Regions from separate parts of the Homo sapiens genome. Here region 1 is linked to region 2. A link is an interaction called in ENCODE POLR2A ChIA-PET data of the cell type or tissue named here. Cell type or tissue: OCI-LY7. All regions are shown on one strand. Links, peaks and the distances in the headings refer to the core of each region. The heading gives the core; the rest is flanking DNA.

Evidence for each region. ChIA-PET counts read pairs that join two places held together with the same protein. Peaks named below come from ENCODE experiments on the same cell type or tissue, not always from the same donor. Only the 100,000 strongest peaks of a DNase experiment are listed, where the experiment ranks them.
Region 1: POLR2A ChIA-PET joins it to region 2 with 5 read pairs; 3 of 35 experiments call an interaction of 5 or more read pairs at or near these places.

What each region holds. Positions count from the first base shown.
Region 1 is chrX:120,640,579-120,657,179 of GRCh38, forward strand. No RefSeq gene overlaps it. Among named protein-coding and RNA genes, the nearest start is that of C1GALT1C1, 19 kb to the left of the region's middle. In OCI-LY7, for the core only: no CTCF peak of the experiment used is centred there; a DNase peak (open chromatin) is centred at 8,873; H3K27ac peaks cover 1,176 bases.
Region 2 is chrX:120,733,585-120,750,185 of GRCh38, forward strand. It overlaps the pseudogene GLRX5P1. Among named protein-coding and RNA genes, the nearest start is that of C1GALT1C1, 110 kb to the left of the region's middle. RefSeq lists enhancers at 2,903-4,102, 15,646-15,755. In OCI-LY7, for the core only: no CTCF peak of the experiment used is centred there; no DNase peak of the experiment used is centred there.

The DNA.
Region 1 (16,601 bases), core at 5,306-13,305, 92 kb before region 2:
GGCTCATGCCACTGCACCCAGATGTTTTTTTTTTAATTTTTTGTAAAAATGCACTTTGTTGCCCAGAGTGGTTCTTGAACTCCTGGCTTGAAGTGATCTTCCTGCCTTGGCATCCCAAAGTGCTGGGATTACAGTCATGAGCCACTGCACCCAGCCTTATTTTCTTGTACCTTTACCTAGTCTGGTGCTGATTGCCTCATCCTGGTTCCTTTAATATATTTCTCTGTCTTTTGTGTTCCTCATAAACAGGTAGTTGGATCTTAAGTAGGGCTGGGCTGGGTGTGATGGTGGCTCACGCCTGGAATCCCAACACTTTGGGAGCCTGAGGTGGGAGGGTTGCCTGAGCCCAGGAGGTGGAGGCTGCAGTGAGCTAACTTCAGCCTATGATCGCGTCACTGCACTCCATTGTGGCGACAGAGTGAGACCCCATTTCAAAAAAACAAAAATAAAATAAAAAGTAAAGTAGGGTTGCCAGATTCAGAAAGATAAATGCAGGACTCCCAGTTAAATTTAATTTCAGATAAACAATGAATGGTTTTGTAGTATAAGCATGTCCCAAATATAATGTATGGGACATACTAAATATTGCATGGGACGTGCTTACATGAATATATATATATATTTATATAAATATATATTTATATAAATTTCACATATATAGTTCACATATAAACATATAATTTATATATATAATATATACAAATAAATAAACTATATATATATGTATATATATAGTTGTGTTTTTTTTTTAGGTGGAGTCTCGCTCTGTCGCCCAGGCTGGAGTGCAGTGGCGCCATCTCTGCTCACTGCAAGCTCCGCCTCCCGGGTTCATGCCATTCTCCTGCCTCAGCCTCCCGAGTAGCTGGGACTACAGGTGCCCACCACGATGCCCGGCTAATTTTTTGTATTTTTAGTAGAGACGGGGTTTCACCATGCTAGCCAGGGTGGTCTCAATCTCCTGACTTCGTGATCTGCCCGCCTCGGCCTCCCAAAGTGCTGGGATTACAGGCGTGAGCCACTGCGCCCGGCCTATATATAGTTGTTTATTTGAAATTCACTTTTCACTGGGCATCCTGAATTTTACCTGGCAACACTAAGCTTAATCTCAAGGCTATGCTAGATTCAAGATCAATATTTTTTTGAGACAGGGTCTCACTTTGCTGCCCATGCTGGAGTACAGTGGCACAATCATGGCTCACTGAAGCCTCAAATTCCTGGGCTCAAGCAATCCTCCCGCCTCAGCCTCCCAAGTGGCTGTAACTACAAGTATGTGCCAACACACCCGCCTATTTTTTTACTTTTATTTTTTGTAGAGACGAAGTCTCCCTGGTCTCACTATACTGCCCAGACTGGTCTCGAACTCCTGGGCTCAAGGGATCCTCCTGCCTCAGCATTCCAAAGTGCTGGGATTACAGGCGTGAGCCACCGAGCTTGGCCCAGGTTTTTTTTTTTTTTTTGAGATGGAGTCTTGCTCTGTCTCCCAGGCTGGAGTGCAGTGGCATGATCTTGGCTCACTGCGACCTCTGCCTCCCAGGTTCAAGTGATGATTCTCCTGCCTCAGTCTCCTGAGTAGCTGGGATTACAGGTGCCCGCCATCATGCTGGGCTAATTTTTTGTATTTTTAGTAGAGATGGGGTTTCACCATGTTGGCCAGGCTGGTCTTGAACTCCTGACCTCAAGTGATCCACCGGCCTAGGACTCCCAAAGTGCTGGGATTACTGGCGTGAGCCACCGCGCATGGTCTTTTTTTTTTTTTTTTTAAGGCAAAACTGTTTCATAGGGGGTGGTGCTTGTTTCACTCAGGAGACACATAATGTCTGGTTGTCTCTCTTTGTGATGATAGCTGTCTTTGATGCTCAATATCTAGATTGGTAATTCACTAGAGTTGCAATATGGTGATCTAATTTTCCAAGGCATATTTTAAAGAGGAAACTTAGTGTTGTGATTAAGAGATCCTGCTCTGAGATGGGAAAGACTTGGTTTTGAGATTTGGTCCTACCACTTCCTAGCTGTGTGACCTGGGACAAATCAGTTCGCTTCTCTCAACCGCAGCTTCCTCATCTGTAAAACAAGATTAATAATAGTACCTATTATTACTCATAAAGTTTTCGTGAGGATTAAATAAGGTAGGGTATGTAGGGGGTTTAAAACAGTGCCTAGCACATGGTAGATGCTCAATAAAAGCCAACTATTGTATCTCATGAGATTCTTGAAGAATTACGGCCTCTCAAATTCAGAATTTTCCAATATTCAAATCCTCCATTCAACAGTTAAATTACATTTTCACATTGTTTATAAAAATAATAATAAAGATTAACGAATGAACAGTCTCTCATATTTGTCCAGTGCTTTATAGCCAACAAGGGCCTTCTTCACATGCATTCTTACTTGATCCTCATAGCTGCATTTTAACCAGAAAGACTGGTTTTATTCATTTTTTACATCTGAAGAATCTTGGCCTTAGGGAGGCAATTTGCTACACACAACACATCCAGAAAGTCACACAATAGAGCAGGGAGTAAGTCCTAGCCCAAGGCTCTTTAGATGGAAAACAGGTCTTCCCTCCTGCAAAGATTTCATTTCTTGGTTTCAGTTACAACACCAATGTCTTGTTTTCTTTTTCGACTTTTCTTCTTTTCTTTTCTTCCTCAATCATTTACTTGTTTGTTTATAGTTTTTTTTTTTGGTAGAGACACTATGTTGTCCAGGCTGGTCTCAAACTCCTGGCCTCAAGCCATCCTCCCACCATGGCCTCCCAAAGTGCTGGAATTAACCGGCGTGAGCCACTGCACCCAATCCAACCTTTCAACTTCTCATTTCTTTCAAATTATTCCCTCCTTATCCCCATTCTTGGTGTCTCTTTCTCTTCTTCCCAAATACAGTCATTCTAAATTTCTTTCCTTGGGTCATTTTAATTGCTATATTCTCCCCCTATGATATCTACTCAATAGCTTCATCTAGTCAAATAGCTTCAACTACTCCCTCTGGGAGGATGATTTCCAAATCCATATTTCTGGCCTCTATGTCTTCCTTGAGTTTTGGACCTGAAATTTCAATTGCCTGCTTGATATCTCCATATGACTGCTTCAGATAGAATCCAACGTTCAGTGAATCTGCTTATTTGGATCCTGATTTCAAACAATCAACTGTAAACAAACAAGTAAATGATTGAGAACATTTAAATGCTTAATGGATATTTGATTACGTTACAGGCTTAATGTTGATTTTTTAGGTGGCCAAGCATGGTGGCTCATGCCTGTAATCTCAGCATTTTGAGAGGCCATGGCAGGAGGATTGCCTGAGCCTAGGAGTTTGAGGCCAGCCTGGGCAACATGGCAAGACTCTGTCTCTGCAGAAAATTTAAAAAATTAGCATGCACCTGAGGTCCCAGCTACTCAATAGGCTGAAGCGAGAGGATCACTTGAGCTTAGGAGGTCGGGGCTGCAGTGAGCTGTGTTTTTGCCACTGCACTCCAGTCTGGGCATCAAAGTAACACTGTGTCTCAAAAAAAATGTTTTTAGTTGAGATAATTGTATGTAATTGTAATTAGAAATATATAGTGAATTGTTTGTGGATTATATCATATGATGTCTGGGATTTACTTCAAAATAATTCAATTCAGAAAACAGTATGGAAGTCCTTCAAGAAATTAAAAATAGAGTTACTACAGGATCTAGCAATCCCACTACTGGGTATTTATCCAAGAAAAATCAAATTAGTATGTTGAGGAGATATTTGAACATCCATGTCCATTTCAGTACTATTCACAATAGCCAAGATATGGAACCAATCTAAGTGTCCAACAGTGAATGAATGGGTCAAGTGTAGTATGTATACACAATGGAATACTATTCAGCCACCAAAAAGAAGGCAATTCTGTTATTTGTGACAGTATGGATGAATCTGGAGGACATTATATTAAGTGAAATAATCCAGGCACAGGAAGACAAATGGATCCCTTAGAAGTAGAGTAGAATAGTGGTTGCCAGGGCTGGGGGTATTAACAGGGAGAAGGGTTGGGGGGTGGTCGGTCAAAGGATACATATTTACAGTTAGATAGGAGGAATATGTTCACGAGATCTATGATACAGCAAGGTTACTATAGTTAATAAGGATATATTGTATCCTTGAAAAACGTAAAGAGAGTTGAAGTTATGTGCTTTCACTGCAAGAAAAAATGATTAACCGTGAGATACTGTAGTTGTTAATTAGCTGGATTTAACCATTCTACAATGTATATATACTTCAAAAACATCATGTTGTACATGATAAATATAAACAATTTTACATGTCAATTTAAAAAATAAATAAATTTGAGGCCAGACGCTGTGGCTCACGCCTGTAATCTCAGCACTTTGGGAGACTGAGGCCGGTGGATCACGAGGTCAGGAGTTCCAGACCAGCCTGGCCAACATGGTGGAACCCTGTCTCTACTAAAAATACAAAAAATTAGCCAGGTGTGGCTGGGCACGGTGGCTCACGCCTGTAATCCCAGCACTTTGGGAGGCCGAGGCGGGCGAATCACGAGGTCAGGAGATCAAGACCATCCTGGCTAACACGGTGAAACCCTGTCTCTACTAAAAATACAAAAAATTAGCCGGGCGTGGCAGTGTGCGTCTGTGGTCCCAGCTACTCGGGAGGCTGAGGCAGGAGAATGGCATGAACCTGGTAGGTGGAGCTTATAGTGAGCCGAGATCGCGCCACTGCACTCCAGCCTGGGCAACAGAGCGAGATTCATCTCAAAAAAAAAAAATTAGCCAGGTGTTGTGGCGTGCACCTGTAATCCCAGCAACTCGGGAGGCTGAGGCAGGAGAATCGCTTGAACCCGGAAGGCGGAGGTTGCAGTGAGCTGAGATCGCACCACTGCACTCCAGCCTGGGTGAAAGAGCAAGACTCCATCTCATAAAACAAAACAAAACAAAACAAAACAAAACAAAAAAAACCATACATTTGAAAAAATAAAAAAAAGTTCCAAGTTTAATTCAGGAAGGGGAGGAATAGGTAAGATTGATAAAACAAAATTGACCTTGAGGTGACAATTGTTGAGCTAGGTAATGGGTATATAGGGCTTCAATATCCTATTCTCTCTATTTTTCTCTCTGTTTGAAAACTTGCATAATAAAGATTTAAAAATATTAAATAGATCCAAAATCAAATTGATCAACCTCACCTACATCCATCTCCTGACAATTGTTTTCTCATTAATGTCCTCTTATCTTTCCAGTTACTTATTGTGAACATGCAAAGTTCTCTTGGTTTTCTCCTTCTCCCTAACTTCTACATCCAGTCAGTTGCTGTCAGGTCAATGCTCCCTTCACAGCGAATCTTGCATCCATTTTTTTTCTTTTCAAACTGCCACCACTTTATTAAGTCCTTCATCACTTCTTGCCTTAAATAGTGTAATAGCATACATACATTCCTCCCCATTTCCAGTCCCTCCTTACTTTATGCATATCAAACATCTAGCATAGTGCTTGGTACTTAGTTTTTTTTTTTGGAGTGCTGTGGTGCCATCTCGGGTCACTACAACCTCCACCTCCTGGGCTCAAGTGATTCTCGTGCCTCAGCCTCCCAAGTAGCTGGGACTACAGGCATGCGCCACCACGCCTGGCTAATTTTTTGTATTTTAGTAGAGATGGGGTTTCACCATGTTGCCCAGGTTGGTCTCGAACTCCTGAGCTCGGGCAATCTGCCCATCTCTGCCTCCCAAAGTGCTGGGATTACAGGCATGAGCCACCGCGCCTGGCCAATACTTAGTTCTTTCTCCCTTTCTCCTCAACCATGAATTTATCTTTCTCACTAGTGCCTGCTTAACCCTCTGATTGCACCTTCTGTCTTCCCTGAGAGACATGCATAGACACTAGGTATGCTTTCATTTTTCATTTTTATTTATTTATTTATTTATTTATTTATTTATTTATTTATTTATTGAGACACAGTCTCACTCTGTCACCCAGGCTGGAGTGCAATGGCACAATCTCAGCTCACTGCAACCTCCGCCTCCTGGGTTCAAGAAATTCTCCTGCTTCAGCCTCCCGAGTAGCTGGGATTACAGGCGTGAGCCACCACTCCTGGCTAATTTTTGTATTTTTAGTAGAGACAGGGTTTCACTACCTTGGCCAGGCTGGTCTCGAACTTCTGGGCTCAGTTGATCCATTCACATCAGCCTTCTCTGAGAGAGACTGCCCTTCACTTCCTTTCAGCATTGCTTTTCTCTCTGTCCTTGCTTGATCCTCAGTAGGCTTCACTGCTGCCTTCATTCCACCCTAACTGCCATGCTTTGTGGAGGAAACGTGTGTATTTGAATAAAGACTGACTTCTCAGTTCCAAAGTTAGATGTGAGAGCAGTATTTTTCCTAGCTCTGGATGAACGGGCCTTTACATTTTGAGAAAATAGTCATACTGAATGTGAGTAAAAGAGAAGCAAGTTTTAAATCTCCTTCTTGTCCCCCCACTCGGTTGGGAAGAAAAGGGAAGATCTTTAGTTCAGAGGGATCAGCTTCTAGATCCAGGCAGGATAGGGTAAATGCTAATGTTGAAGAAGGAAATGAGCGGATGTTATTCCAGTAAGCTGGGGGCTTCTTGAGGAAATATTTCTTGCCTAGCGATGAACAGCAAGAGCTGCCACCAGTGGGTCTCATAGAATCAACATCAGCAGTGTAGATTGGGTGAAGGTGCTGTGGCCCAGGGATGTCTCAGGGAAATGACTATAGAACCCTTGTTTTTTGAGGTCTGTCTGGTGTAGTTCTGTTTGTTATGGACAGCAGCCAAGCCATCAGGGGTTGGGCTGACCATGCACAAAGAACCGTCCTATCCTTCAAAAAGAAAATGCCATAAGTCAATCACATTCTACCATTTTAAGCATAACACTTGTAACTAAATCAAACTGCTGTATTATAACCAAAATGCATCCTCCCGTTTTATATTTAAGGCCCACAGGCTTCAACTAATTTAGGGGACCATCTGGTAAGAGAGACAGAAAGTCTCATTACAAAGTGGCATTTGTTTTCAGGCTCAGACCTCAAAAGGGATTGTCCTGAAGACCCCAACCAATTCCCTGTGTGAGGGTCTAGCGCTCCTGACCTTACCACTTAGGTAGAAAGAACATGACTTTGGAGTCAGATAAGATTCAATTCTCTCCTTCAACTCTCCCAAGCTGGGTGCTTTGAGCCACAGGACTCCTGAGGTTTGAGTTTTCTCAGTTTCCTCATATGTAATATGGGAATTAGATTATACCTGAAGTTGTTTGGAAGATTAGAGGAGACATAGGCTCCCAGAGGGACCCTAGAGCTATTGGTCCCCTTCCCAATATCTATAACTTAATCCTCCTTCATTGTATTCACTCTGAGTCTTGCTATTCTGGCCTTGTTTGCCTAACATCCACTTTTACATACATAGACACTAGGCATGCTTTTATTTTTCTTTTATTTATTTATTTATTTTTTGAGATGCAGTCTCACTCTGTCACCCAGGCTGGAGTGCAATGGCACGATCTCAGCTCACTGCAACCTCCACCTCCTGGGTTCAAGCGATTCTCCTGCCTCAGTCTCCCGAGTAGCTGGGATTACAGGCGTGAGCCACCACACCTGGCTAATTTTTGTATTTTTAGTAGAGATGAGGTTTCGCTATGTTGGCCAGGCTGGCCTCGAACTCCTGAGCTCAGGTGATCCACCTGTCTCAGCCTCCCAAAGTGCTAGGATTACAGGCGTGAGCCACCACGTCAGGCCTAGGCATGCTTTTAAACAGATCTTTGAACTAAAGGGCTAAAAATAAGTTTTGTACTAATCCTGTTATTTGTTCACTTTTCTAGGAAGTAAAGAATTGAAATTGGGATTACCCTGATATAAACTTGTCAGAAGGCAATTTTGCCTCTTATGTAGTGTGCTGAGCAAATCTATTCTCAAAGTCCTCCTCTCCTATATTTACATAGTTGAAAGGGTTAGATTAGTTGGTTGGGACAAATCTTGGTTGCAGCTCAGGGGTGGGGAGGAGAGGGAGTGAAGAGTAGGTTGGTTAGAGATGGAAAATATGGGAATAGGGATGTTTTTAGACTCTATCTAGATAACTGTTATGTAGGTTACAGCTTTATTTCAAGTGAGAATGTGAATATGGCCATCTTCCTAGTTAGAGCCTAATGCTCAAAATTTCCTTGAAACCAAGAAACAAAATAAAAAAATGATGATTAATATTGGCAGAATGTAATTGCTGAAGCTGAGTCATGGATATGTGGAACTTCATTGTGTGATTCTCTATACTTTTGTGTGTGTGTTTGAAAATATCCATAATTAAAAGATTTTTATGTGACAATAGAGGTCAAGAACTGAGGAGTTTGACTGTCATGTCAGAAAAGCTAGTAGAGCATATCTGAACCAGTATAATTTGTTAAAGGAAATTATGGTGATTTCTGTAATGCTTATTTAGTTAACTGGATTTACTTGAAAGATTATATAGCATATGGCAAACAGATAAAACATTCAGTGGATATAATATAAATTGATCTCAAAAAAGTTTTTTTTTTTTTTTGGCCTGGTGCTGTGGCTCATGCCTGTAATCCCAGCAACTTGGGAGGTTGTGGGCAGATCACTTGAGGCCAGGAGTTCAAGAGCAGCCTGGCCAACATGGTGAAACCCCATCTCTACTAAAAATACAAAAAAAATCAGCCACGCATGGTGCCGTGCACCTGTAGTCCCAGCTACTTGGGTGGCTGAGGCAGGAGAATTGCTTGAACCCGGGAGGCAGAGGTTGCAGTGAGCTGAGATCATGCCACTGCACTCCAGCCTGGGCAACAGAGGGAGACTCTGCCTCAAAAAAAAAAGTGTGTTTTTGTTTTTGTTTTAATTCAGACGGGATTTGCAGGTCACCAAAAGGCTTCTGACAGGATGTCACAACCACTGGTTCTGTTTTTTTTTTTTTTTACGAGACAGTGTCTTGCTCTGTCACCCAGGCTGGAATGCAGTGGCATGATCATGGCTAACTGCTGCTTCAACCTCTTGGACCCAAAGGATTCTCCTGCCTCAACATCCTGAGTAGTTGGAACTACAGGCATCAAGCACAAGCCACCATACCTAGTAAATATGTTTTATTTTATTTTTGTAGAATGGGGTCTCACTATGTTGCCCAGGCTGATTTCAAACCCCGGCGATCCCTCCCACCTTGGCTTCCCAAAGTGTTGGGATTACAGGCATGAGCCACCACTCCCAGCTGTGCATAACATCTGTTTTTAAGGGAATTAAGTCACCATAGGATTGTAACCCACTTTCCTCTGAGTAGATATTGCCTGAGAAGTAGGAAACAAAGATAAAGATAAAGGAGGTTAAAGGATTGTTTTGACATTTCAAAAGCATGATTCCTTAGGGATAGGATTGGGTGGAGCAACATTTTTTAATAAATGTATTTCTATAAAAGAGCTGAAGGAATGCACAGTGAAATCTCTGAGTTGATTACATTAAACTCTTCTTGAGCCATGAATTACTTTTATTTTTTATAAACCAGGAAGAAGCCAAATACCTGAATAGGCCAATAACAAGTTCTGATATTGAGGCAGTAATTAATAGCCTACCAACCAAAAAAAAGTCCAGGACCAGACAGATTCACAGCTGAATTCTACAAGAGGTACAAAGAGGAGATGATACCATTCCTTCTAAAACTATTCTAAACAATAGAAAAAGAAGAACTCCTCCCTAACTCATTTTATAAGGCCAGCATCATCCTGATACCAAAACCTGGCAGAGACACAACAAAAAAAAAAAAAAAAAGAAAATTTCAGGCCAATATCCCTGATAAGATCGATGCAAAAACCCTCAATAAGATACTGGCAAACCGAATCCAGCAGCACATTAACAAGCTTTTCCACCAAGATCAAATCAGCTTCATCTCTGGGATGCAAGGCTGGTTCAACATACAGAAATCAATAAATGTAATCAATCACATAAACAGAACCAATGACAAAAACCACATGATTATCTCAAAAGATGCAGAAATGGCCTTTGACAAAATTTAACACCCCGTCATGCTGAAAACACTCAATAAACTAGGTATCGATGGAACGTATCTCAAAATAATAAGAGCTATTTATGACAAACCCACAGCCAGTATCATACAGAGTGGGCAAAAGCTGGAAGCATTCCCTTTGAAAACCGGCACAAGACAAGGATGCCCTCTCTCACCACTCCTATTCAACATAGTATCGGAAGTCCTGGGCAGGGCAATCAGGCAAGAGAAAGAAATAAAGGGTATTCAAACAGGAAGAGAGGAAGTCAAATTGTCTCTGTTTGCAGATGACATGATTGTATAATTAGAAAACCCCATTATCTCAGCCCCAAATCTCCTTAAGCTGATAAGCAACTTCAGCAAAGTCTCAGGATATAAAATCAATGTGCAAAAATCACAAGCATTCCTATACACCAATAAACAGACAAACAGAGAACCAAATCATGAGTAAACTCCCATTCACAATTGCTACAGAGAGAATAAAATACCTAGGAATACAACTTACAAGGGATGTGAAGGACCTTTTCAAGGAGAACAACAGACCACTGCTCAAGGAAATAACAGAGGGCAGAAACAAATGGAAAAACATTCCACGCTCATGGATAATAAGAATCAATATCATGAAAATGGCCATACTGCCCAAAGTAATTTATAGATTCAATGCTATTCCCATCAAGCTACCATTGACTTTCTTCACAGCATTAGAAAAAACTACTTTAAATTTCATATGGAACCAAAAAATAGCCCACATAGCCAAGACAAGCCTAAACAAAAAGAACAAAGCTGGAGGCATCACACTACCTGACTTCAAACTATACTACAAGGCTACAGTAACCAAAACAGCATGGTACTGGTACCAAAACAGATATATAGACCAATGGAACAGAACAGAAGCCTCAGCAATAACACCACACATCCATAACCATCTGATCTTTGACAAACTTGACAAAAACAAGCTATGGGGAAAGTTTCCCTATTTAATAAACGGTGATGGGAAAACTGGTTAGCCATACCATATGCAGAAAACTGAAACTGGGCCCCTTCTTTACACATTATTCAAAAATTAACTCAAGATGGATTAAAGATTTAAATGAAAGACCTAAAACCATGAAAAACCCTAGAAGAAAACCTAGGCAATACCATTCAGGACATAGGCATGGGCAAAGACTTCACAACTAAAACACCAAAAGCAATGGCAACAAAAGCCAAAATTGACAAATGGGATCTAATTACTAAAGAGCTTCTGCACAGCAAAAGAAACTACCATCAGAGTGAACAGGCAGCCTACAGAATGGGAGAAAATTTTTGCAATCTATCCATCTGACAAAGGGCTAATATGCAGGATCTACAAGGAACTTAAACAAATTTACAAGAAAAAAACAAACAACCCCATCAAAAAGTGGGTGAAGGATATGAACAGACACTTTTCAAAAGAAGACATTTATGTGGCAAACAAACATATGAAAAAAAGCTCATCATCACTGGTCATTAGAGAAATGCAAATCAAAATCACAGTGAGATACCATCTCACTCCAGTTAGAATGACAATCATTTAAAAGTCAGGAAACAACAGATGCTGGAGAGGATGTGGAGAAATAGGAACACTTTTACACTGTTGGTGGGAGTGTAAATTAGTTCAACCATTGTGGAAGACAGTGTGGCGATTCCTCAAGGATCTAGAACTAGAAATACCATTTGACCCAATAATCCCATTACTAGGCATATACCCAAAGGATTATAAATCATTCTACTATAAAGACACATGCATACCTATGTTTATTGCAGTGCTATTCACAATAGCAAAGGCTTGGAACCAACCCAAATGGCCATCAATGATAGACTGGATAAAGAAAATGTGGCACACATACACCAGGAAATACTATGCAGCCATAAAAAAGGATGAGTTCATGTCCTTTGCAGGGCATGGATGAAGCTGGAAACCTTCATTCTCAGCAAACTATCATGGGAACAGAAAACCAAATACCTCATATTCTCACTCTTAAGTGGGAGTTGAACAATGAAAACATATGGTGCAGGGAGGGAAACATCACACACCAGGGCCTGTCGGTGGGTAGGGGGCAAGGGGAGAGATAGCATTAGGAGAAATACCTAATGTAGATGATGGGTTGATGGGTGCAGCAAACCACCATGGCACATGTATACCTACATAACAAACCTGCACGTTCTGCACATTTATCCCAGAACTTAAAGTATAATTAAAAAAAAAACGCAAATAAAATTGTCAGTAATAAACATCAGTATCAGCAGATTTGTAAATTATATGTATCTCAAATTCTTTTTTTATACATGTACTTCATTTTTTATTTAAAAATATTTGTCAAATAAAGATTGAGTATATTTTGAAACACAAAAAAAGAAGAAATTACTTAGGCAGATAGTGAGGGAACGGAAGTCCTCTGTAAGGTTTTACTTTTAATAAAAAGCAGCCCTAAATTATTTTCCTTTTTAACAAAAAGCAGCCTGTAAAATCAAGCTGCAGACATAGATGCCAGCAGTTGTGCCAATCATGCTCAAGATGTTGGCTCCATCTTCCCTTCTCTTCGTCAGCCACGTGTACAGTAAGGAGCAGACCAGATGGTGTCTGCCAAGGGGAAAGTTCATTTGCATAATAAGATTAGGGTGGGGCAGCCCACATCCCTGTGCGCTATGTAAACATCATACCTGATCCAACCAATCTGTGAGCCCTATGTAAATCAGACACTGCCTCCTCAAGCCTGACTATAAAATCTGGGGCATCCACCAAGGCTGGTGGCCTTTCCTCTGGGAAGTCCCCTGTCTTCTCACTAGAGAGAGAGCAGTTTTCCTTTCTTTTTCCTTGGCTATTAAACCTCCACTCCTAAACTCCTTGTGTGTGTCCGTGTCCTAAATTTTCCTGGTGTGAGACAACGAACCTGGGGTATATACCCTGGACAACGTAGCTGCTTCACGACTGAAGAGAAATTGAGTTGCAGATACATTTACTTGGGGCTAATGGAATATATTTATGTGGTGTGGTGTCACTTCTGTGTATAGTTAAGTTATTGCTGGCCGTATCAGTGCAGTAATGACTTATGGGAACCCTTCTAAAGTAGTCAATTCAAAGCTTTTTAAGTATTAGTCATTACATAAAAGACCTGACATATCCTAAAATCTTACAGCTTGTATATAAAAGAAATAATAGAGGTTTGATAGAGGTTTTCTTAAATTTGACAACAATCCAGAACTTTACATCACATTAGCCAGTAATGGGTTGCCATGCTGAAAGAGGCTTTTCTAAACTCTTGGGAAAAACTAAATTGTTTTTCTATTCTCTCCATAGAAATTACACTACAAAAGTAGTATTGGATGAAGAGGTAATCAAAAGATATGCAGACAAAAATATAGGAAAAAAGGTAGCGTGGAGGTGCGTCAGCTAATATAATGAAAATATTATATTATTTTTCCTGATTTTGTGATGTTTGTGGTATTTGCCAGTTTTAAAACTTGTAGTTTCTTGTGATTTGTTTTCTCATTCTAAATAAATGTTCAGGGTTTTACCTAACTTTATTCTTTAAAAATAAACTTATTTAACCCAAATGATATAAGCTTCTGCCCCACAAAACTTGGATCTGCCACTACTGATGGGGTAAATAGTGATGGTCATTTGGAGTGTGCCATGTTATAGATAAGGACACTGGTTTGCCCAAGCTAGCATAGATAGGGGTACAGCCAGGATGCAATGTTGAGTCTTCTGGATTCAAAGCTTATGTTTTCTTCACTATCCGAAACTATCCTCTTCCAAATGAAAATTTATGGTAATCAACACAAATTGTAGTAATAACAACAATCTATCAAGTGCTTAGTAGGTGTCAGGCATCAATAAATATTAATTTCATTTAAACTGCACAATGACTGTCTGTATTATCATCCTTATTTTACAGTTGGGAATACTAAGATTGAGAGAAGTGAATTAAATTGTTCAGGCTCACACAGCTAACAAAGGATGAAAGCCAGGATTTGAATTCGTGTCTAAATGAGTCTAAAGCCTCTACTATGTTACAAACTGCCTGGGGAGAAAATCCTGGAGATCCCTACAAGGGAAGACTGGCTTATTGTTTCCTTCCATCAACCTCCAGTTGAGTACAGAAGAGGACAGTGCCTTCTCTGACCTAGATGTGAGCAGATCAAATCCTTCCCCCAAAATTTTGGCACACCAATATGAACCAAATGCCCTAGGTGTCTCTTTCCGCAAATCCTAGACAGTGTTCTGTCATTGCTTTTGCCCACACCTATCCTCTCAAAAGCTAATCTTGGCTGCTCAATTGTGGTGTTCCTGATAGACAGGAGGCCTAAATATGATCAACCAAAGAACTTTCTGGCCTCTTCTTCAGGGTTATACTCACAGTTACCATTGAGGGCCCACAGGCACTGCATTAACACTGAAGCAACCTTGTACTTCCTCCTTTGCTATCACCAATCCTGCTTTTGGCAACACTATTACCTTTTTCAACCTTTTTGTTTTTCTTTTTTTTTTTTTTGAGACGGAGTCTCGCTCTGTCGCCCAGGCTGGAGTGCAGTGGCGTGATCTCCGCTCACTGCAAGCTCCGCCTCCCGGGTTCACGCCATTCTTCTGCCTCAGCCTCCCGAGTAGCTGGGACTACACGTGCCGGCCACAACGCCCGGCTAATTTTTTGTATTTTTAGTAGAGACGGGGTTTCACCGTGTTAGCCAGGATGGTCTCGATCTCCTGACCTCGTGATTCGCCCGCCTAGGCCTCCCAAAGTGCTGGGATTACAGGCGTGAGCCACCGCGCCGGGCCTACCTTTTTCAACTATTTAAGTGATGTCAAATATGGTTGTGAGAACCTGGGCTGCCAGGATTCCTTTGATTCCTCTTAAAGTCTTCAAGAAAGGGAGATGCTGTCCCCAGGGCACATACCTGAATCCTATTAGTTCTCACCTCACTTCTCAGCTTGGGGGACAACAAAAGACCTCTGTGTCACAGCCTTTCCATGTTCCAATATGAGATTTCAACCTGACCCTCTCAGTAGGGCAGCAGGAGACTGAAATAAGCATCCCTGCCTTCCAGGGCACCAAGTACCTGAGGATGTTTCTGTACTTGTCTACTTTTGTGCTGCAAACTCGAATTTTTGAACTTGATTCCAAGTCTCACCAGCTGACCTATTCTAGTTGTCAAAAATCAGTAGTTATTTTCTCCTCTGTATTTTTATGACATAGCACTGCTTCTAAGTCATCAAAATTGGCATCTATTTGTCAAAGGTCTTGGAGGTAGTGGACAGCATATGCTAAAACAGAACCTTGAGCCAAGCAGGTTGACAATTTCCAAAATGTTGAAGTAAGAGGAGGAGCACATGAGAGAAGTTTGCCCAGGTGAAAACTCCTTCGTCTGTTAGTTTGCTTTCTGGGGGATCCCTCAGTAAGGGCAGCTTTATTTTGATAGGCCACGTAGTTGAGCCGCAAACACTCTTCCTCACTGTCAGGCCCTGGCATTTTGTACCTGCTTCTCCCTTCCTCTTCAACTCCACAGCCCTTTCTAATGTGTGCTCCAATTCTGACCTGACCATCCTGAATCAACTCATTGATGAGCTTTGCAATCTTTGAACAGTCCTTCAAACAGCTCCTGTGGTATCTGCTGAATCTCCCAAATGTCTTTAAATGTTGAACACTGGCCATTCAGTGATCTTTTCAGGGTCTATGCCCAGCCTCTGCTGTGATTTTATATATCCAACGTATTATTTTTTGTTCCAAAGTTTGTTTGAACTGATTTTTAAAAATATCTACCCAAAATATTTTAATGAGGTCTTGCAGAACTGGCATTTGTCAAGGGACAGTTTCAGGCTGTGTTTCCCAAGTGATCCAGTAAAATGAGGAGCAATTGCTCCTCTCCTCCAAAGTGCCACCAAATATAATTATGTCATCTAAACAAGCAAGTACCTCCAGGTAATTCATATCACCAATTGCCCTTCCATAAAACCCTGGAAGGTGTCTGGGGCTGAAAAGATGTATGGGGCAGTCTTTCAAATAGGTAAAACCCCACAGAGCAGATGAAAGCTGTCTTTTCTTTATTTCAGTCAGCCATAGGGATTTAATAATAGCACTTCTCAAACACAGAATTGGAAATCACTGATTCCCTACCATACAGTCTAGAGGGTAATCTGTCCAAAAAACTCGCTATCTTAGGTGAAAAATGATAATAGGACATCTATATTCCCGGCCCTGTGTCTGCCCTCTCCTACAGTGAGCTTTGCTTCTTCCTCTTTATGAATTTGTTTATTCAGCTAAATTAACTCTGACTGCACATTATAATCTATGGAGTTTGTTATAAAACATCTATCCCTGGATCCCACCCACCCCTAGAGATCCTAACATTTTCTAAATACCTACTCTATGCTATGCCCCATGCCTTGCTCTAGGTGTAAAGGAAATCCAGTCATGGACCCTGCCCCTCAATTCATAGTTGAGGGGCAAAGATGGATAAATAAAAAACTATAATTCATCAAGAAAATACAGTATAATTCCATGTTCTTTTCTTAATCTAGATTGTTTCTCATAAAATTGTGCCAGTATGGGTAAGGTAAACATGGATTTGTTCAACAAGTCCTTGTATATAGG
Region 2 (16,601 bases), core at 4,119-12,118:
TACAACCACTGCACTGTAATAATTCAATGCTGTATTATGATATTGCTGTAAACAAAATTTGTTCTTATATTGCCATTTATTTTTTGCCTGATTCAGGAGTTAAACTAGGAGCTTTGGAATCATTATTCATGACCCCTCTGCAAATATGTCAGTCTGCAAAGACAATATCTTCCCCCAAATTATGTATAGCTTCTTCCGTTATGGAAAACGATGGACAAAGAAGAAACTGTGATAACTGGGTTTTTTTTTTTTTTTAAATAAACTGCCAACACAGGAAGAAAGTTATGTAAAAGCTTTGATGACTTCGTGCTACAATTTGATACATTTTATTATAAAGAGCATGCTGGAGACTGGGGCAAATGGATGGCAGGTCTAATAAAATCAAATTTTCAGACATTTATCTTCTTACTTCATATTTGCATTTTCGACTGCTTATATGATATTGTCACACACACACAGGCTTATTTTTATTGTTACTTTAATATTCGACAAACCTTTTTTCCTTAGTAAAGTTTATTTTTCCAACATAAAAGTAATATAAAACTTGGAAAATACAGCAAAATAAAAAGAGGAAAAATCAACATAATTTTACTGCCCCAAAAATCCCATTGACTTTTTTTTTTTTTTTTTTCCTTGAGACGGAGTCTCGCTCTGTCGCCCAGGCTGGAGTGCAGTGGCGCTGTCTCGGCTCACTGCAAGCTCCGCCTCCCGGGTTCACGCCATTCTCCTGCCTCAGTCTCCTGAGTAGCTGGGACTACAGGCGCCCGCCACCACGCCCGGCTAATTTTTTTTCGTATTTTTAGTAGAGATGGGGTTTCACCGTGTTAGCCGGGATGGTCTCGATCTGCTGACCTTGTGATCCGCCCATCTCGGCCTCCCAAAGTGCTGGGATTACAGGCGTGAGCCACCGCGCCAGGCCCTGATAGAGATTTTGTTCATTTTTTTAAATTTGTTTGCTTTGTTGATAGCTTGAGAGACCTTCACATTTCCATGTACCTGAGTCATCAAAATTTCTAAATCTGGTGGGTTCTTCACCCTAGAGTCCCAAGAGTGCCATAAGATACATCCTGGCATGGCAGTGGCCAGAGGGGCTGGTCTGGAAAGGGTGACAGAGGCCCTGATGTCTCAGGGAAAAGCACTCAGCATGAACCAGTAATCTGCACAAGGGTCGACCTAGTCCAGAAAGAACTTTTCCTGGGCTCGGTTCCCACCCTGGTGGTCACATCGCCGTGACTCAGCAGGAAGAGGCCTCCCCAGAGCCCAGGTCTCTCACAGTTAAGTGTTGTCAGAGGCTGCCGCGTGGGCCAGCAGTCCATCTCATTGGGTTAGCAGCAGCATTCCAACCCACAGGATTTGTTCACAGGCTGGAATGCTGGCCTCAGGGCTGGGCAGTGGCACTTCCTCCACTTGGTCCTGATGCTTGCAGTGATACCCTGTGGTGGTGCCATAAATCAGCTCTGCTCTGTGCTTTCCCAGAGAGATTTCCAAATGAATTGCCCTCCAAGCAGGCAGCGTGAGATACCTCCTTTCAGATGTCATGAACTAGATGGAATTTTGTTTTTACTAGAGGGGGGTAAATAGCAATGCCAGGCTATGATGTTGGAGTCTATTCAGTTTGCCTCACTTGACCCACATGTCAGTTATGAGCTAAACCTCACAGGCTGTCTCCTCAGGGTTAGTGGTTATTTTTCCTCAGCTAGAGGGAAGAACAAAGGAATGGAGCCCAGATGCACCAGAATGGGGACCTGGTGGAAGAACTGAAAAAGCTGGGGATCCGCTCCACCCTTTTAGATGAAAAGTAAGACCAAGACTCAAAGTGAGGGTGCCCGGGTCCTCCCTGAACAGAGGGAGCTGTTCGTGTCAGAGACTCACTGCCAGAAACTGTCACAGCAGCTGCAGGTTTGCACACCCAGTGCTTGACATTAGGCAAACCCCCTCATTTCTCGGGGTCCTCGACCTCCTCAAAAGTTTTTTCTTTTTTTTTTTTTTTTTTGAGACAGAGTCTTTCTCTGTTACCCAGGCTGGAGTGCAGTAGCATGATCTCGGCTCACTGCAACATCTGCCTCCTGGGTTCAAGTGATTCTCTTGCCTCAGCCTCCTGAGTAGATGGGATTACAGGCATGTGCCACCACGCTTGGCTAATTTTTGTATTTTTAGTAGAGATGGGGTTTTACCATGTTGGTCAGGCTGGTCTCAAACTCCTAACCTCAGGCAATCCACCCACCTCGGCCTCCCAAAGTGCTGGAATTACAGGCGTGAGCCACCGCACCCAGCCGGAAGTTTATTCTCTTAACTGGAGCTCAAGACTTCAAGACCAGTCTGGGCAATATGGCTAAACCTGGTCTCCACAAAAAAATACCAAAGGTATCCAGGTGTGGTGGTGAATGCCTGTAGTCCCAGCTACTTGGGAGGCTGAGGTGGGAGGATTGCTTGAGCCTGGGAGGTGGAGGTTGCAGTGAGCCAGGATCGCACCACTGCACTCCAGCTTGGGTGACACAGCAAGATCATGTCTCAAAAAAAAAATACATAAGGATGGTTAAGAATGTAATTTGACAAAAAGAATGTAATGTGATTGCTGTAAAAAATCATAATTAGCCTTACATCTCAAATATGTGGAAGGTATGTAAAGAAATAATATTATTGCTTTTTCCTCTGTCACTGGCTAGGTTTCTGGGAATGATCAGTGGCCCTGGATCACCCAGAGTCCATGCACCACACTTTGAGAAACAGTGCGTAAGGGAAAAGTATATGCTATGCTTTAAACACATTTATTAATACATTAAGTTTGATTCTATTTAAATTGGTTGAACTTTATTATACTTGATCATGAAGTTTCTATCATGGGTAAAAAATTATGACAAAATAGATGCTTTTTACTGATAGTTTGGCATCTTCCTTAATAATAGACCTGTAGCCAGGGTGAGGATGTCCAGCTAGGTACTTACGTACATTTTCCAGCCCGCTTTGTGGTCTGGTGTGGCTCTGAGACCAGTGAAATGTAAGTAGGAGTGATGTGTGCTTTTTCTAGGCCCAGCTCTTTAAACTTTGCACATGTGCTTCTCTTTACTTTTTTCCTCTAACAGAAGAAATATGGATGTGCCCATAGCACACATTACTCAGCTTTGAAACTGGCAGATAAGGCTGTTGCCTTACAGAAGGGCAGAGAAACATGAAGGAATCAACCCAAGTCCATGAGTGACTGAATGAGTTGAGTAGGCCACCTATGTGCTCTGGACTGTCAAGTGGAGAGAAACTTGACAAGTGGTGAGTTCTTTGACTCCCTGTACTATTGGGTTTTTATATTATAGAGGCTTAGCCCTTTAAGCCTGATAAAGCCAGGGAAACTTGGAGGTCTGAAAGCTCCGATTGGTAGCTTGTGGGGAAGAGTGGCTCTTGGTGGCACAGGACAGGTGGGAAGGAAAAGGGAGTCAGGATTTGGCACAAGACTACCAACCATGGTAGGTGGGTATGGCAAGTGCGTGTCCAGTTGATTTCTAAGGATGATTTTGGTGGTACTGCCAGGTAGGGGAGATAAGAAATAAGGAATAAGCTTGGTTGTGAGTCATACAGAAGTGTAGTTTTCTTATGAGAAAGAATAACTGAGTCAGGGGAAATGGTACCACTTAGTCATCCAGTTTAGGATTAGAGAGAAATGAAATCAAGGGAGCCACATCAGGCATAGGTCATCTCTGGGTCACCTCATGCAGGATCCAGGGAAGTGACACTTCTAAGCTTCCTGAAGGGTCCCTGGGGCTCTTGCTACTTTTCCTACTTTAGTCATGATTAGCATAAAAACTGTGGTGGAACTGTGGTGGCTTCATTAGTGGCTTCAGCTGTAAAGACTTGAAGCTGGAACAAATCAGAGATAAATCTTATTTACCTCACTTATTTACCTTTCATCTACATATGATTTAGTGCCTCAGCCACTGCTAGGGTACCTTTCTGTAAACTGGAAAAAGTGCTCCTTTTTGGGTTGGGGGCATGGCCTAGCAAGCACATGTATCAAACTAGGAAAGGAAAGCATTACTTGGTGAGTACAGTGCAGTATGGATTTCAGCCCCCATTCACCTCCATGACTGGGTATCCTTTGTGCAGTGAACAACATGCACAACTGTACATGGTGGCCTTGCAGACTACCAGAGGCACAGTGAGCATGAAGAGTGAAGTTGGAGAGTAAAGAAACAATTCAAATGTAACCTGCTGGCCAGAGGTACTTATAGGAAAGGCAAAAGAGAAGCAAAAGGTGAAGGGTGATTTAAGAACAGTTTTAAACTTAATATCTGAAGGGCCATCCCCAAATAGACAATATACTTTCTTGTATCTTTACCTTTGCTCATGCTGTTCCTCATCTGAAGTATCCTCTCTGGTTATATGATTCCTACACATACTCCAAAGCTTACTTCTAGACTTAACCTTTCCAAAAAGCCTTCCGTGAACTCTGTAGCTTACAAAGATCCCTCCCTCCCTCTTTACACTAAACTCTGACCATACTGCACTTAAGTTTCTGCCTTACATCATGCTCAGTGATTAGCTGGCCTGCTTTCCTTTTTGGCTGATTACTTCGTTTCTGAAACCATCTCTTGTGCCCCCCCCCCCAATAGCTATGGGAGTTTATTGAACTTAGTATTTATACATCAGTCTCTCCTCAGTGGATTCTAAGCTCTGTCAAGGCAGGGACTGTGGGTTTTAAAAAAATTTCTATCCCCAGCCAGCACAGGGCTCAACAAGTGTTTGTTGAATAAACAAATGGGCAATCCATGCTCAAAAAGATGTCTATTTGTTTGAGTGACCGAGAGCCTGGAAAATTTCTTCTCCAGTCCCAAACTATGTTTTTATTCAGGGAACCTCCGCTAAGCTCCCCACAGCAGGGTATGGGGACCACTTGTGACCAATTAACTTAAAATCTTTCCCCTGTTCAGACACTATTTTAACAAATCCTTGCAGTAGAAAGAGCACTGTGCTCATTGGGTGGTTCTAGTTCAGTTCTGATACTAACTAGCCATGTGACTTTGAGCAAATTGAAATCACCTGCCTGGCCAGCCTTAGTTTCCTATACTGTAAAATGAAAAAGTAGCTTTAATAGTCTGCAATGTTGTAAAGCAACATGATAAACAATGTGGTAATTGAGCTGAACTGTGAAAATATATTCATATCCATGGTAATACCTAACTCCTATCCTAGCTCAGCTTGAAGCAATTTTTCTTCGGCAGTGAAACATTCATAAGATGTTTTATGCGCCCCATGACCAATAAACAGCTGTAGGAAACTTGGGGAAAATATAACTCTCCCTCTTGGCCTGTATAATTTTACTGTTGTTGTTGTTGTTAATGGGCAGCCACCACTTCTTCTCTCTCCTTCATGGGGCTTATTTGTTCATTCTATTTAGGGTTGGCAGGTTCATCAAATAAAAGTGCAATATGATTCCTTCATATTTGTTCAGCACTTCACAGGTTATGAGGAAGCAGGTTAATGTATTAGAATGCAGAATGGCAGAAATAGCCTTGCTATCTAAAGTGTGTCCCCCCAACTGATAGCATTAGCATTACCTTGGAGCTTCTTAGAAATTCAAACTCTGAATCCCACCCCAAACCTACTGAGTCAGAATCTGCATTTTAACAAGACCTGCAGGTGATCATGTGTACACTAAAATTTGAGAAGCCCTGGGCTAGTTCTAACTGCCTCCTCCATTTGCTCAACAGCTGTCCCTAAACTCTGGAGTAGGAAAAAGGGAGTAGAGTTGCCCAAAATATGAACTCTTCAATTGGCTCCTTCCTATATTGTAGGGACTATCACACATGTGGTGGTCTTACAGGGCAGTGCATAATAAACAGCAGATAATGTTAAGTTTTCTGTCAGGGCCATCTGCTCAAACAAAGTCAGAAACCACATCCAAAAAGAAACCACATCTGTAGTATGATGAAGGCACTATGTCTAGGCAAGGCTGGACCTGAGTCAAGTTGTCATCTCTGCCTGGTTGGGATATCTATGCCTGTGAATATTCTTGAACTCTCCCTTTTGGCTACAATTCTTCACTACAAGGTTCTCTCCCTTTTTCTTTCAGATACTGAGTGTCCTCCTCAACCAAAGTGAACATTTAGAAAGGCATGTACTCTACTGTAACATTAAGTACAGTAGGTGTTTCTCCTCACCTGGGCTCTATATTCTCAGTTCTTTGCAAACATCCTCTTAAAGGGATTTCATTCCCCCAAGTAGCTATTGGAATAGGGTATTTTGGAAGGGTCTGGGTCACATACTCCACCTAAGAATAAAGCCAGCTCTGCTTCTAGGCTCTCAGCCTCAGCCTTACCCATATTCTCAAATCTCTCCACTCGCTCAGCCTCTCATACAGTTGCCCTTCCTGCCTTCACAAGTCTCTGTCTCTTTCCACTTCTCTCCTCCCAATTCGGGTCAGGCTAGACTGAGGATGGCTAGACCTTAGAGATCGGCCAGAAATACAGAGACACGGAAGTGATCTGCAGATGTCAATGAAACCAGAATAGTAAGAAATCCAGAGAAGGAGGCATAGTGTGATACCAGTTGGTCTGATAAGAGGGGACTAGGAACTGGGATTCAGAGGCAAGAAAGACTTTAGTTCTCATGAGAATTAGGGAGTCAGTCTCAGCTCTGGGAACCTGACATGCTGACCAGGGATCTAGCAGAAAGGGAGAGTCATGACTGGGCACGGGTAATTGGCAAGAAACCAGGGACTGGACAGAGGTTCTGAGGTCAGAAAAGGGCCAGAAGCTGGGATAGATTTGGACCTATGGCTGGGGTTGGTGGCTCCAGGAGTGAAGGCTAGAGTCCTGTGCTGAAGTTCCACCATTTGTTTTATTCATTTGAGATATAGATTTCGCTTTATAGAGTGGAGGTTAAGAATGTTGGCTCTGGAGCTAGATGGCTGGGGTTCAATTCTGTCTTCATCTCTTACCAGAGGTTTGACTTTGGTAAGGCTCTTAATCTCCCTGTGCCTCATCTGAGGGATGCTGTGAGGCTCCAATGAGACAATGTATGCTAAATGCTTAGCAAAGCACTGGCCCACAGGACATCCTAGCTAAATGCTATGCATGATGATGGTTAGCCCTCGAACTCCATGCCTCCATTCCTCTACTCCTCAAATTCCCTTCTGGTCACTGGGACATGTTCCCTCTGCTTAAAACAGCTTTTTTCCCTTAACTCCTTTTCATCGTTTAGGCCTCAGTTCAGACCTCAGTTTCCATAGGGGTCCTTTCCCAGATGCTCTTGGAATGGGTGAGGGGTTCTTCCTTGTGCTCCTATAGCACTTACACTTTTTTTTTTTTTTTTAAGACAGAGTCTCACTCTGCTGCCCAGGCTAGAGTACAGTGGTATGATCTCAGCTCACCTCAACCTCCACCTCCCGGATTCAAGCGACTCTCCTGCCTCAGCCTCCCAAGTAGCTGGGATCACAGGCGTGCACCACCATGCCTGGATGATTTTTGTATTTTTAGTAGAGACTGGTTCTCACCATGTTGGCCAGTGTGGTCTCGAACTCCTTACCTCAGGTGATCCGCCTGCCTTGGCCTTCCAAAGTGCTGGGATTATAGGCATGAGCCACCGCACCCGGCCAGCACTTACACTTATACATCATGTATTGTAATTGCTCATTTCCTTGTCTGTGTCTCCCATTAGTCCCTCAGCTCTACAAGTTTGGGGATTGTATCAGTTTTTTCCACTGCTCTCTCAGTTTCGCTGACACACAATAGAAATTTATTAAATGTTTGTTGATTAAATGAATAAAATGGTGAGAGACTTCAAGCTTAGGTGCCTTGGGAGAGCCATAACCAGACAGGATTCCTCTGTTAAAGCTTAATCTATGAGCTGCTGACAATTGTAAAGCCAGAGCCCCAAGGCCTGCGGTCACTTTCAGATGATGTCCCTTTCGGGAGGTGTCAGTGAAACCCACCTGCCCACCACCTTGCCTGTCTGTTTTCTGTGTGCTGTGTGGGCCAAGTAGTACTGGGAGGAGCAGCTTTAAATCTGAAAGTGTCCTATACATTTTCCAAGCCTCTGTAGCAGTCACCATTTTTCCCAAGCTAGCTTGTGTAATAATGCCTGGAGGCTAGTAAACAATGAACAATCCAATACCTTTCAAAGCATCCTGGAAGTACAATATTTGTGCTCCTTCTGTGGCATGTAAATATGTCTTATATCATGCAACATGCTGCTTTTCTAAATATTCATAAAATCTTATCTTAAATTTCTTTTATTTTAATAAAATGAAAATCTCGGTCTGTCTTTGTGAGCAAAATGATGTTTCCACCAACAAAGCTACTGGAGCCAGGCTGGGGATTGCAGGCTGCAGCGGCTTGAAGAGATGGACTTAGAAGTCACAGGGGAAAGGCTGGACGATAATTCCCTCCTTCTTCCTCCTGAACTCTGCTGATTCCATGGGGAGCAATCAGAGAACATTCTTGGAGACCTCTAAGTGACTATCTCCATGCCTAGCCTCATGTAGAGACATTCTACACATTTCTCTAAAACTTGCAGATGGCCGAGTTCACCTGGGAAGAGTTCATTTTGTGTGAGAAAAGTGGACAATTAACCTAGGGCAAGTGAAAATTGGAGGCAGGGATATAGCCAGCTGCTCTTAACAGAAAAACTAGTCATGCGTTCTTATTGCATGTTTGGGGACTGGGGTTAGGGCCGGAGAGTTTGACTCTCATTAGACAATTTGAAAAAAGTACATTTTAGCTTGGGGGACCCTTATTTCTCACCCCTTTATCAGAGGATAATTTAGAGTCGCATATGGGGTCTCTGGGTAGGGTTTTGCTAAATTTGCTAATTTGCCAGATTTTGCAGATACAAATATAGGATGTCCACTTAAATTTGAGTTTCAGATAAACAAGAGATTTTTTTTAGCATTTGCATATCCCAAATGTTTCATCCTGTAATGTATCTGGCAACCCTATTCCCAGGTAGTTATCCCTTGGAGCACCATGTTGTTGGTCTGCTTAATAAGGCAAAATGCCTAAGAAGCCTTCTGCTACTGGGACACCCTTAGCGGCTGGAGTTAGATCATCTCCCTTAGTACTGCTGGAAGCTCTGAGAAGCCAGTAGACCCCCTAATGAGCTGAACAGTGTGTGGGGGGGTGGAGGTGGAATGTTGTCTTAAATAAGCCCCTACTGATAGTGTGCGTAAAGATAGAGTTGGATGGAACAGCTGGTCTTTCAGGAGCCCTGTCCCCTACTTATCTTTTCTCCTTTTTGTGTGCCTTAGAAAACCCTACTGCTTTATTCTACCCTAAATCTCTTTTCCCAACAGCCAACCCAAATCAGTCAAGGCCCTTGAAACTTTCAGCCTAAAGTCAACTTATCCTGATAAACAAAAATGTAGGACTCAAAGGAAGCCACTACATGTAGAATATTCAATAGGAGAAAGCAAAAAGGACACTTGCTTACAGGCCTCATGCTTATTCCCATGGAAATAAAGAAACCAAATATGAGAATGAGAGAGGACCACCAGGACCTCACTTGGCTATTTAAATAAGAGAAATGATGCGGATTCAAGTGAAAGACAGATGGAACCGGAAGCAGCATCAATGCTTGGCAAAAGTAGTTTTTGGACTAGTGAGCTGAAAGGAGGGGCTGTTTGTTTCCCTGCAGATGTCTCGCAGGCTCCTGTAAGGAAGGAGTTTTTCCCACGTGCTCTTTGGAGTTGGACTGGGAAGGCTTAGTGTTAACTTACCTACCTTAGCCTAGTCACAGCACTAAAGGGCAAGTTGGCCTACTTGAGAGTGAGGCCCCTGAGAAGAACACAAACCACCCTCAATACACTTTAAATACTCTTCCCAGGGTTTTGTGCTCAGGAGTTGTTTGAAAGGCACAGGCACCTGGGTGGTTTTATGGGGTAATAAAAAGATGTGGAATGGAGGTGGGTGTGGATCATTTCTGCCCCTCTGTTCTGTTCCCAAGAAACCCTGGAGTACAGTGATTCTGAGACACTGTTAGGCCACCTGTGGTAGACATGAGTGGCCTTTTTCCAATTACTTCCTTTCCCCCTAATCTCAGATGATATGAGGGCTGGGTTCACAAAAGCATGGTAGAGGCAAGGCTTAAGACGAGAGGCCCAATGGGCTTGAGCCAGACTGTTGGCCAGACTGGGGCTAAAGACTCGTCAGCATGGTCAGACTAGGACACTCCGGCATGTGATTAACCATCTACAGTTAGGGCTGGAAGAGTTTTAGCTGGCATTTGGGCATGACTTTATAAAATGACCTTCCACACACAACTCTAAAATCAGGTCTGGGGTCTGAGGCCAGCCCTAGGTCAGCTCCCACTGAGGTACTTTGCACTGGCTGCCTTTTTCTTTTGGGAGGGACGACTGTAGCCTTTGAGGTGGGTCCTCATAGGCTTTCAGTAGTGTGAAGCTTTGGTCAAATCTGGGTGCCTAGCACTATATTTAAGCACATACATATCTGCTCAACGTCACTCAGCTAGTAAGTAGTAGAGTCAGTGCTGGAAACCAGATCTGTCTGACTTCAAAGCTCAAGCTTTAAACCATTACCCCACCATTTCTCAGCCTCCAGCCTCTCAAATACCACCTTCATGATTTTTGCCATATCGTGTACTGCCTACACTATTATTTTGTAAAATTTTTTAATTTTTAATTTTTATAGGGACATAGTAGGTATATATACTTATGGGGGACATAAGATGTTTTGATACAGGCATGCAATGTGAAATAAGCGCATCATGGAGAATGGGATATCCATCCCCTCAGGCACTTATCCTATGTGTTACAAACAATACAATTATACTCTTTAAGTTATTTTAAAATGTACAATTAAGTTATTATTGACTATAGTCACCCCGTGGTGCTATCAAATACTAGGTTTTATTCATTCTTTCTAACTATTTTTTTGTACCCATTAACAATCTCCACCTCCCTCCCTTAGGTTCCCACTCTCCTTCCCATCCTCTGGTAACCATTCTATTCTCTATGTCTGTGAGTTCAATAGTTTTGATTTTTAGATCCCACAAATAAGTGAGAACATGTGATGTTTGTCTTTCTGTGCCTGTCTTATTTCACTTGACATAATACTCTCCAGTTCCATCCATGTTTTTGCAAATGACAGGATCTCATTCTTTGTTTTGGCTGAATAGTACTGCATTGTGTCTACACTATTATTTCCTTAATATTTTTGAATCAACTTTTAAACTTTCATTAAAAGGAAAATCTATGTCACTGCCATAAACTGAAATCCAGTATCAAGTACCCTAAATGGAAGAAAATTATACTAATATACCTATAACTGCTTATTATAAATGTTCATCTGGGTATGACTGATAATCATCTCATATCTCGCTGGTGGTTTGCCTACCACACTTTGGAAAATACCGCACTATTCTAAGCAGCAGGATTATAATAGGCCTTGAAGGCTACTCTGGACTAAATGTTTGTGTCTCCTCCCTGCCCTCCCAATATGGTTTGGCACTGTGTCCCAACCCAAATATCATGTTAAGTTATAATTTCCAGTGTTGGGGGAGGGATCTGGTAGGAGGCGATGGGATCATGGGGGCGGATTTCTCCCTTGCTGTTATCATGATAGTGAGTGAGCTCTCATGAGATCGGATAGTTTAAAAGTGTGTGGCACTTCTCCCTTCTCTCTCTCTCTCTCTCTCTCTTTTTCTCTCTCTCTCTCTCCTGCCACCATGTGAAGATGTGCCTGCTTCCCCATCACCCTTCTGCCATAATTGTAAGTTTCCTGAAGGCTCCCCAGCCATGCTTCCTCTATAGCCTGTGGAACGGTGAGTCAATTAAATATCTTTTCTTCATAAATTACCCAGTCTCAGGTAGTCCTTTATAGCAGCGTGAGAATTGACTAATATAACACCCCCCCGCCACTTGCATACATTGGAGCCCTAATCTCCAATGTGATGGTGTCTTATTCTGTTTTCTGTGGCTACAGCAGAATACCTGAGGCTGGGTAATTTATAAAGCAAATAAATTTATTTAGCTCACAGTTCTGATGGCGGGGAGGTCCAAGGTTGGGCAGTTGCATCTGGTTGGCTTCTGGTGAGGGCTTTATCAAAACATGTCAGAGAATAGAAGGGGAAGTCAGTACATGCAAAAAGGGCAAAACACAACAGGCAAGCTAAGAATGAATCCATTTCCCCAAGAACTAACCCAGTCTCATGAGAAAGACATTAATCCATCTTAATGAACTAATCACCTCTTAAAGGCACCACCTCCCAATGCTGCCACGTTGGAAACCAATCCTTAATATGAGTTTTGGTGGGGACAAACAATATTTAAAGCATTGCAGATGGGATTTGGAAGTGTGGCTTTTAGGAGGTAATTATGCCATGAAAGTAGAGCCCTCATAAATGGGATTAGTGTCCTTTTAAGTGACACAAAGAGATGATCTCTCCCTCCACCATGTGAGGGCACAGCAAGAAGGCAGCCATCTGCAAACCAGGAAAAGAACCCTCACCAAGAACCTCGATCTTGGATTTTCTAGTCTCCAGAAGTGTGAGCAATAAGTGTCTACGGTTTAAGCCACCCAATCTATGGTATTTTTGTTATAGCAGCCCAAAGTGACCAAAACAAAGGCCATCTAATGAACCTTCCTCCCCTTTTCAATTTCAAAATAGCCTGTGCAATCTTTTAATTAATATCCTCTTGCCTGAGCTTGAACTTCTCTTGTGAGGAGACAGAAAACATTTTGCTTCTGACCAGAAACTGCCATCACACATGTTTCTTTGTTCTTTGATGTTGACACAAGTATACAGCCTTTGAAGAACTTTTACTACTGCGGCAAACTAGACATAAGGCCACTTGTGTGCCCTCACCTTTGCACTGTCTTTTTCTCATCTTTTTAAACTTAGCTGTTGTGGAGAGAAGGACAAAAAAGTACACAGGTGATGTTGGTGTGCTGGAGTATATACAGGATTGAAGTTTGATTTACGTACTTCACTCTGAGGGAAACACAAACCAGGCACAGAAAGTTGGATCCAGTAAGAAATCCTTAGTATTGGGAGGGAAGGGGAAATTCTGAATGCAGATGTGTATGTCTTCTGGTCCAGCTGCCTTTGAAATAATTTCAACATCTTCTGAGAAAAAGGAGGTGGAAGAGAAGAGTCGTCTCTTTAAAAAACCTTAGTAGGACATCAGCACATGAGCATGCCGGTTTGGCTGTGCCTCTAACAAAAAGTATCACAAAGGGAAGAGAGATCTTTTCCCCCTATGCAGAATAATATATTGCCTAGCTTTGGCATTTCAAGGGCCCCAGTGCCTCAGCTGTAGCAGCAGATAGCAGTGCCCAGTGGATGCAGGGTTGCTTAGCACAGGCACCAAGAGATAAATAGAAGGGCAGCAAGAGCAGCCCCTGGCAGGAAGCAGACATCCCTTGGGGACTCTAATATTATTAAGGGGTCCTTTGATAGAGGCCAAATTCTGCATAAGAGATAAAGGCAAGAGCTGGCAAAATTTGGAAGAGTGAGAGATTGTGTGACCTTTTATATACCTGCAGGCTGGCAAGGTCTGGGGAAACTCAAAGTACACACAGTTTAGAGAAAAATCCTGGACCACTGCCTGCTACCCCAGTTCCAGACATCACAGAAAAAGGGGTACATGTCCATATAATAAAGATCTCTTTCAAAAGTCTCAGAAAGGCTTTTCAAATACGTACAGCCAACTGATCTTTGACAAAGCATACAAAAACATAAACTGGGGAGTGGACACCCTATTTAATAAATGGTGCTGGGAAAACTTGCAAGCCACAGGTAGAAGAATGAAACTGAATCTTTATCTCTCATGTTATACAAAAATCAACCCAAGATTGATTAAAGACTTAAATCTAATACGCGAAACTATAAAACTTTCAGAAGATAACATCGAAAAAACCCTTGTAGACATTGGCCTAGGCAAAGAATTCATGACCAAGACCCCAAAAGCAAATGCAACAAAAACAAAAATAAATAATTGGAACCTAATTAAACTGAAAAGCTTCTGCACAGCACAAGAAATAATCAGCAGAGTAAACAGACAACCCACAGAATGGGAGAAAATCTTTGCAAACTACATATCTGAAAAAGGACTAGTATCTGGAACCTACAAGAAACTCAAACAAATCAGCAAGAAAAAAAATCTCATTAAAAGGTGGGCAAGTGACATGAGTAGGCATTTCTCAAAAGAAGATATACAAATAGGCCAGGCGTGGTGGCTTACACCTGTAATCCTAGCACTTTGGGAGGCCGAGGCGGGTGGATTACTTGAGGCCAGAAGTTCAAGACCAGCCTGGCCAGCATGGCAAAACCCCATCTGTCCTAAAAATACAAAAATTAGCCGGGCATGCCTGTAGTCTCAGCTACTCAGGAGGCTGAGGCACGAGAATTGCTGGAACCCAGGATGCAGAGGTTGCTGTGAGATGAGATGGAGCCACTGCACTCCAACCTGGGTGATAGAACGAGACTCTGTCTCAAAAAAAAAAAAAAAAAAAAAGCCCACAACAAAACAAAAACCAAAACCAAACAAACAAAAATGGCTCAAAATCACTGATCATCAGGGAAATGTAAATTAAAACCACAATGAGATACCACTGTACTCCTGCAAGAATGGCAATTATTAAAAAGTCAAAAACCAATAGATGTTGGCATGGATGTGGGGAAAAAGGAATGCTTCTACACTGCTGGTGGGAATATAAATTAGTACAACCTCTATGGAAAACGGTATGGAGATTCCTTAAAGAGCTAAAAGTAGATCTACCATTCGATCCAGCAATCTTACTACTGGATATCTACCCAAAGGAAAATAAGTCACTACATGAAAAAGACACTTGTACACATAGGTTTATACCAGCATAGTTCACGATTGCAAAGATGTGGAACCAACTTAAGTGTCCATCGACCAATGAGTGGATAAAAAAAATGTGGTATATACATATATACACCATGAAATGTTACTCAGCCATTAAAAGGAATGAAACAATCTTTTGCAGCAACTTGGATGAAGCTGGAGGCCATTATTCTGAGTGAAGTAACATAGGAGTGGAAAACCAAAAACTACATGTTCTCATTTATAAGTGGGAGCTAAGCTATGAGTACACAAAAGCATACAGAGTGATATAATGGACTTTAGAGACTCTGAAGGGGGAGGCTGGGAGGGGGGGCAGGGATAAAAAACTACACATTAGGTACAATGTACACTACTCGGGTGATGGGTGGACTAAAATCTCAGAATTCACCACTACATAATTCATCTATGTAACCAAAAGCCACTTGCAGCCCAAAAGCTATTGAAATAAAAATTTAAAAAAATATATTAAAGAATTAAAAAACCCAAAAACAAAATCCAAAATTCTCAGAAAGGCTTTTAAAATATGATACATGGGAGAAAACCCTGCAACAAAGACATGAGGTCCCATCATTATTGTGAATTAGCCCCTTGATCAACAACCATCACTTGAACATACACGGACTGCAGCAGCAAATGGGTTAGAAAAATGGGAGGCTAGCTATTTGTTCTTTAGGGAGACAGAGCTATTAGGGCGATGTCTGGCTGAGTTATTGAAGGAGAGGGATGTGTTCAAGGTACAAAATGGGTCCTTGAAATAGTTTCTCGTATGATGGCTCAGAAAGAAAAATAGGACTCCAGCCCTTCACATGACGGCAACCACCATTTGTTACTGTCTGCTGCATCTAGACTGGAATGGGGTCTGTCAGTGAGCTTCATGTTGACACAGGTGCTGGGGAGAGGTTGAAGAGGGGGAAGTTAGCTGGAGACACTGCTGTCAGGATCAGCACTGGGGCAGAGAGGAAGCAGCTGCGTTTCGGTGGTAGAAGTGGGAGGGGAAGGAAGAGGGGTCTGCAAGGGTTCTGTACATCCTGCACTGACAGAACTCAACAGCCCAGCCCTGCCTGGCTGGCCCTGGACAAGATAGACCCTGGGCAGCAACTGGGAGAAGGGAAGAGGAGAAGGGGAGCTCCTGGGGCCAGAATCATTCAGCAGAGGCTGTGGTTTCAGTGCATACCTTTGTGTGAAAGGAGTGCACCAAATCATTGAGTTGGGCTGTAATTCCAAGGGCTATAATTATAATTCCAATTCTTTTTTGTTTGTAATATTTCAAATTCTTGGTTCCTAGATATTGATCAGCAAAAAATTCCTCAGATGGCAATAGCCTCTTTTCTCCTGCAGCTCTCTCCCCACCCTTAGCCCTTACAAAGTAGAGCAGGAAGCTATTTTCTTTCCTCATTTCCATGGGAGAAGGAAAAAAGAAATAATAACAAAAGCCCATATTTGTTGAAGACTTTCCATGAGCTGGGCACTCACAACAATCCTGAGAGGTAGGTATTAATATTGGCCCCATTTTACAGATGAGGATATTGACGGTCGTTTACCCCTGCTTATTTCCTTCACAGTGCTGATCACAATCTCTAATCGTCTTATTTATTTGTACCCTTGTCTGTTCACTCCCATAGAGTGTGCACTCTATAAAAGAGGACTTTTGTCTATTTTGTTCGCTATATATGTGCAATGTGTAAAAGTGGGTGTGTGGCACATCACAGATTCTCAGTAGCTTGTATTTCTGTCAGGTTTTGGATTTGATTTTACCCCACTTACAATCAAATAATTTAGCTTGTTA